Linked DNA regions of Homo sapiens: region 2 is linked to region 1. A link is a loop called in an ENCODE intact Hi-C map of the cell type or tissue named here. Cell type or tissue: left ventricle myocardium inferior. All regions are shown on one strand. Links, peaks and the distances in the headings refer to the core of each region. The heading gives the core; the rest is flanking DNA.

The links. A loop is a pair of places that touch in the nucleus more often than their neighbours do. Peaks named below come from ENCODE experiments on the same cell type or tissue, not always from the same donor. Only the 100,000 strongest peaks of a DNase experiment are listed, where the experiment ranks them.
Region 2: it touches region 1 in a loop (2.6-fold over the local background); 35 of 110 quality-filtered maps call a loop at or near these places.

Annotation. Positions count from the first base shown.
Region 1 is chr2:27,216,046-27,218,944 of GRCh38, reverse strand. It overlaps ATRAID (all-trans retinoic acid induced differentiation factor), which reads right to left. Exons shown (of 7, transcript NM_001170795.4): 6 at 2,325-2,422; 7 at 1,788-2,101. The coding sequence ends at 1,997. It overlaps CAD (carbamoyl-phosphate synthetase 2, aspartate transcarbamylase, and dihydroorotase), which reads right to left and starts at 1,576. Exons shown (of 44, transcript NM_004341.5): 1 at 1,312-1,576; 2 at 929-1,068. The coding sequence starts at 1,393. RefSeq lists a silencer at 1,475-1,704. In left ventricle myocardium inferior, for the core only: a CTCF peak has its summit at 1,542; a DNase peak (open chromatin) is centred at 1,544; H3K4me3 peaks cover 1,724 bases; H3K27ac peaks cover 1,736 bases.
Region 2 is chr2:27,097,285-27,100,183 of GRCh38, reverse strand. It overlaps KHK (ketohexokinase), which reads right to left. Exons shown (of 8, transcript NM_006488.3): 5 at 2,535-2,681; 6 at 900-988; 7 at 607-764; 8 at 1-519. The coding sequence ends at 434. It also overlaps a transcript of CGREF1 not described here. Among named protein-coding and RNA genes, the nearest start is that of KHK, 12 kb to the right of the region's middle. RefSeq lists an enhancer at 301-1,144. In left ventricle myocardium inferior, for the core only: CTCF peaks have their summits at 1,190 and 1,399 (motif pointing left); a DNase peak (open chromatin) is centred at 1,403.

The sequences.
Region 1 (2,899 bases), core at 208-2,707:
CCAGGAAGAACAACATGTACGTCCTTTATCCGGAGCTCACTCTCCCCAGCGTCAGGGTGGCTGGGAAGGCAAATTAAGAATTAAAGGCTTACACCTGCAGTGAGGCCAAACAAATTTTGAGAGATACTACTCTAGGCCAGATTGACTTCCTCTATTACCTTAATTACTATATGTTGGGTTTTTTTTAATGCTTGAACTGTCAGAGGGCAACTTAGTTTCCAAATTTCAGAGGTGAAGGAATAGGGGAAACCTCACTGTAGGAAGAAACTCAGTTTTCTCACCTAGAGGTAAGAACACAACTGAAAAGCAGAGAATCAGACGAGGCCATGTCAGTAGGTCTAGAAGATAATGTCACTGGTTTTGTAGGTAAACTGGCACTCACTGTCACAGAGAAGTATGTGACCCTAGTTTCCAGTCTCTTTCCACTAATTTATGTAGTCCTAAAAAGCACTGCTCCCATCTGACTCTGCTGCTAAAAAAAAACCTTCAATGGATCCTTTACCAAACTAAGCTGACTCTGCTTTGGCTTCAGGTCCCTCCATGCCCACCGGATTTAACTTATCTGCAGGCTTTTTTCTCCTGACTTCTGCATGCCTAACAAGTTGGACAAGGCTGTTCCCTTACACCTCTTTTACTTTTCCTTGATCCATGCCTTCACTACATACAGAATGCTTTCAGCTATACCTGGAGCCTTGATGCCCTTAACAAAGGCGGTAGCTTTTTCCTGAGGCCTCCAACACTCTGTGCCTCCCAAGGCACTTAACAACCCCTAACTACAGTTACTAGTGATCTTAGTCCTTGACTTTACTACTTCAGTGGGTATGTTTTCTGCAGGATGCCCAGCAGGGTGTCAACGTCTCCTACTTCACTAATAGTTAACAATTACTGACTTGAAAAGGAATGTAGAGAAAGCACTGGGTGTGGCTACCTTGCAGAGACCGAACTCATCCATTTCATCTGGGGGGATGCCATAGTTGCCGATCAGAGGATAGGTGAGCACTAAGATCTGTGCCTTGTAGGAGGGATCAGTGAGGGCCTCGGGGTAGCCGACCATGCCGGTTTGAAACACTGCAAGAAAGAAGCAGGGCTGGGCTCCGGTAGGGCACCCTTCGGAACACTCCCCGCGCGATGAGCACGCCCCAGTGGAGGCTGCCTTGGTCGCGAGGGGTTTATGGCGCTGGGGCCCATGGGCACCGAATGGGGGAAGGGGGTACGCTGGCGGGAAAATGGCGGGGTCTGGACGGGGAAGGTTGGGAGGAGAGGCGCATCACAGAGTGGGATAAGGTCTGCAGCCTAACCGGGCTTGCTTACCCACTTCCCCGGCAGTCGACACGGCGGCCCCAAAGGGCTGGCCCCGCAGGACCGACCCGTCCTCCAACACTAGGGCCGCCATGGGAAGGGAGCTCAGAGGCGGGGGCGAGTACGGAGAAGCGGGAAGGACTGCAAACTCCACTGGAACCACGTGAGGACGGCGCGCCGGAGTCGGTCCACGTGGCTAACGGCGCGGGGCGCTGGAGAGAAGCCGGGCGCGGCAGCGTAGGAGCCTCGGGCGCGCTTGGCGGCAGCAGCAGAGACTGCGGCGGCGCGGACACAGGCGGCGTGAGGGGCGGGGCCGGGCACGTAAGGGGCGGGGTCCGCGGAGCCACGGGGAGTGGGCCCCCGTGGTCTCCGCACTGCAAAACCGGGGGAAACCTGAAAAAACCGGCTGCCCTAAAGCAGTCCCTCCCACCCCAAGCAAGAAACACGTAAAGGCAGGGCGCCTTTCCTTAAAAAGAAAGAGAGGAAAAAAAAAGAAAAAAGTGTTTATTATAGGCAACAACACCAATGGGAACTGGTATTTGTCTACACCAAGGGAGTGCAATTTTTCATCTTCCAATGGCGGCCTCAACCTTGAGGCGAATCCACTGGCGAAAGATGCCTTTCTAGGAAGCAGAGCTCCCTGACTGGGCTAAGATAGTTCAGATTGATCTTAGGTCAATGGTAAGACCTATGTAGTTCATGAAGTCTTGGCTTTTCGGCGCTGGGTCGCCCAAAGCAGAATGGAGACGGATAGAGTGGTGGCTCCCAGAATCCCGAAGAACATAAGCAGTGAGAACGAGCCCTGTGAACAACAGACCAAAAAACACCCCCATACAACGTTACACGGAGGGCCACATCCTAACACCTAGTTCTTTCCTAATATACCTATCACTTTGTCTAGGGCAATTCTATAGTTTTCCACCTATAGGAAATTTGTATCAGCTCCTGGTCTTGTGGCTCTCCTTTCTGAGAAGACTTGCTCTATGCATTCCTTGTATCCCTAGTTAGACGGCCTAATTCCTCACCTGGCGCATACACTTGTATCCATGGAAACCATCAGCACAAACACACTGCAAAAGACCTGGACCATCAGGTACACAAGATCCATTCTCAGGACACATTTCTGGAGGCCAGAGAGAAATAGAGAACATCACTTTATCCATTTCATTAGGCATATTTCTCAATTATCTGTTTCAACTTAGATTCTCTCAATCATTGCTAGGATAAAGGAAGAAGAAAGAAAATTACAGATAAAAACAGTAACAATAATGTCAGGCCTCTGAGCCCAAGCTAAGCTATCATATCCCCTGTGACCTGCACGTATACATCCAGATGGTCTGAAGCAACTGAAGATCCACAAAAGAAATGAAAATAGCCTTAACTGATGACATTCCACCATTGTGATTTGTTTCTGCCCCACCCTAACTGATCAATATACTTTGTAATCTCCCTTACCCTTAAGAAGTTTCCTTGTAATCTCTCCCACGCTTAAGAAGGTTCTTTGTAATTCTCCCCACCCTTGAGAATGTACTTTGTAAGATCCATCCCCTGCCCGCAAAACAGCACTCCTAACTCCACTGCCTACCCCAAAACCTGTAAG
Region 2 (2,899 bases), core at 180-2,679, 120 kb after region 1:
AGGTTCACTGGGTGTGGGGCACCGAGTGTCCTCCCCAGCCAGGGCAGAGCTGGTGGCAAGCCCAGGGCACTTCTCGCTGCTCTAGCCCAGGCAGCCCCTCCTCTGGGCCTGGGCGGAGAGGTTAATTTGGGGAATGGACACAAAGAGGGAGGATCGAAGAGTCAGAGCCTCAGGAATGCCCAGCCAGAGCAGTTCAGACATTGAGAGGAGAAGCTGGCTCTGAGGAAGATTTATTTGCTCTGAGGCTCTGCATCCCCCAGCCATCCCCCCAGAGCCTCTCCCTGTGGGGAACACAGGACACAGGCAGAGTCCTCCCCACAGCTTGCATCTGTCCCCTGAACAGGGCAACCTGGACGCCAGGCTGGATGGAGGGGAGAAGGCGATGCAGCCGCAATGGTAGTCTCCATGGTGTGTGAGGAGCCGGCACCTGCTCTCACACGATGCCATCAAAGCCCTGCAGGCCACACTTCTTGCCGGCCACCTGGCACCCGAATCTCAGTGCTTCCTGCACGCTCCTCCCTGGAGGAGGGGCAAGTAGCTAGGTCAGCCAGGTGTTTGGGGCAGGGACAGGTCCCAGTCCTTTTCCCCTCCTGCTGCCATACTCACCCTGGGAGAGGCTGAAGATGACGGAGGCATTGAAGGTGTCTCCAGCTCCCAGTGTATCCACCACGCGGGGTGGCGGGAAAGCATCCGAGTGGAGCAATTTGCCATCAGGGCCCAGGGCGTCGGCGCCCTCCTCAGCCCAGGCACAGACAAGCACAGCCCTGCAAGACGGCTCCACTCAGCTGGGTGTTAGCCCACCCCGTCCCCCCAGCCATCCTCCCAGCTCCAGGGCGGACTCCTGGAGTCCAGGCTCATCCTGTACCTTCTAAAGCCCCTTCCTGGCTTCCCCGGCTCACCCTTTCCTCACACGACCATACAAGCCCCTCAAGGCTTCCTCTGCTGACTGGAACCCCAAGTGCTTGGCCACATCTTTGCTGACAAACACCTGTGGGCAGTGGAAGAGAAGCTGGTGGTCACTTCTAACTCGTCATTCACCAACAGCAGCCTAGCGTTGCCCCCATTACAACACGACTCCCCCAACATGTCCACATAGATCCCCAACGTAGCATCTCACTGTCCCACGGGAACGTGGTTTTCTTTTTTCTTTATTTTTTGTGAAGATGGTCTCCCTGAGGCTGGTCTTGAACTCCTGGCCCCATATGATCTTCCTGCCTCAGCCTCCCAAAATTTCTGGGATTACAGGTGTGAGTCACTGCACCTGGCCAGAAGCATATTTTTATCGATGCTTATATATAATAGAATACAGCCTTGTAAATTGTAAAACAAAAGGCCTGGTCCGTTTGTTCTCTGATCAATGGATTGAAAACCCACAGAAAGCCTTGAGCGCCACCTTGGGGTGGAATCTACCACCGCCATGCTGGCTCCCTGGAGCAGTTTTGCTGGTTTTTCCCACAACTATGTCCTCTAGGTATGGTTTCTTCATCTGGAAAACAAAGAGGCTCCCTCAACACTACCTACACTTTAGAATCTCCAGAGAAAGTTTTGGTAAAAACAAAAAACAAAACACCGAAGCCTTGGCTCTACCCCTGCCAATCAAAAACAAGATGGTGGGGCTCAGGCACTGCAATCCTCCTGCCTCAGCCTCCTGAGTAGCTGGGACTATGGGTGCACACCACCATGCCAGGAATTTTTTTTTTTTTTTTTTGTATAGAGACAGGGTCTTGCAATCTTGAATGACTGGCTGAAGTGATCCTCCTGCATTGGCCTCCCAAGGTGCTGGGATTACAGGTATGAGTCACTGCTCTTGGCCTAATTTATTTTCATAGAGACAGGGGTCTTGCTATGTTGTCCAGGCTGGTCTTGGACTCCTGGCATCAAGCAATCCTCCTACCTCAGCTTCCCAAAGCTCTGGGATTACAAGTGTGAGCCACTACACTTGGCCTGCATTCATCTTTTTTAATATGCAGCCAAGGTTGAGGACAAGTCACAAGGTTGAGGACCTTGGCTGGATGGTCTCCAACCAACTTCTGCTATGATGCTGGGATTACTTCCCAAATTCCATTTACATCCAGCCTTTTCAAAAAGAGACTCATGCAAGTCTCCTTCCCACCCTTCCCTCACCCTAGCAGCCCCCACAACCTGCCAGACACCCCTGAGTTGGAAGAAACCTCAGAGAACAGTTGTGTGCCCTCATTCTGCAGAGGAAAAGACTGGGGAGCCCCAGAGAGGAGATGCTTCCACACAGGCTTGCCCTGTGGCTGTTTAAGCCCTACCCAAGCCCTCTGGGCATTCTTACACCTATGCACCCACCTGGGGTGGAGACATTCTACTCCTTGCTCACTGCTGAGGCCTGCACTGGAGCCCAAGGCTAGGGGTCTACTTCTTTGCTTTAACCCCCATCCCCCATCTTCAAACACCACCAAACCAGGAACCACTATTCCAATTGTGGTAGGCAGGATAAAAGGATTCTGGCTCCCTTTAAGAACCAAATTAGCTGGAAGTGGCAAAGAGAGGCTGAATGGGGCACCCACCACGTCTCCGTAGCCAAACAGCTGGAAGAGCTCCTCTCGTGGCTTCTCCACCTCCACGGACACCCGGATCTTCTGCTCTGGAGGCTGCCTGGTGTTGTGTGCGTCTATCCGCTGCAGCATCTTCACCTGCTCCGATGCGTTCCGGCCCTGGTACAGGACAGGGCAGCTCAGGACCGCTGGGCACTGCCTGGCCAATCTGCCTCATTCTTCCTGCCCCGCTGAAACTCTGGGTGAGGAGGGAGAGGGCCTCGGGGAGGCTGGGCTAGAACCCCATCCTAAATTACAACATTCAGAGCTGTCGTGGACTTTGAAGACCTTATCAACCAGCTACTCCATTCCACAGATGAGAAGACTAAAGAATAAAA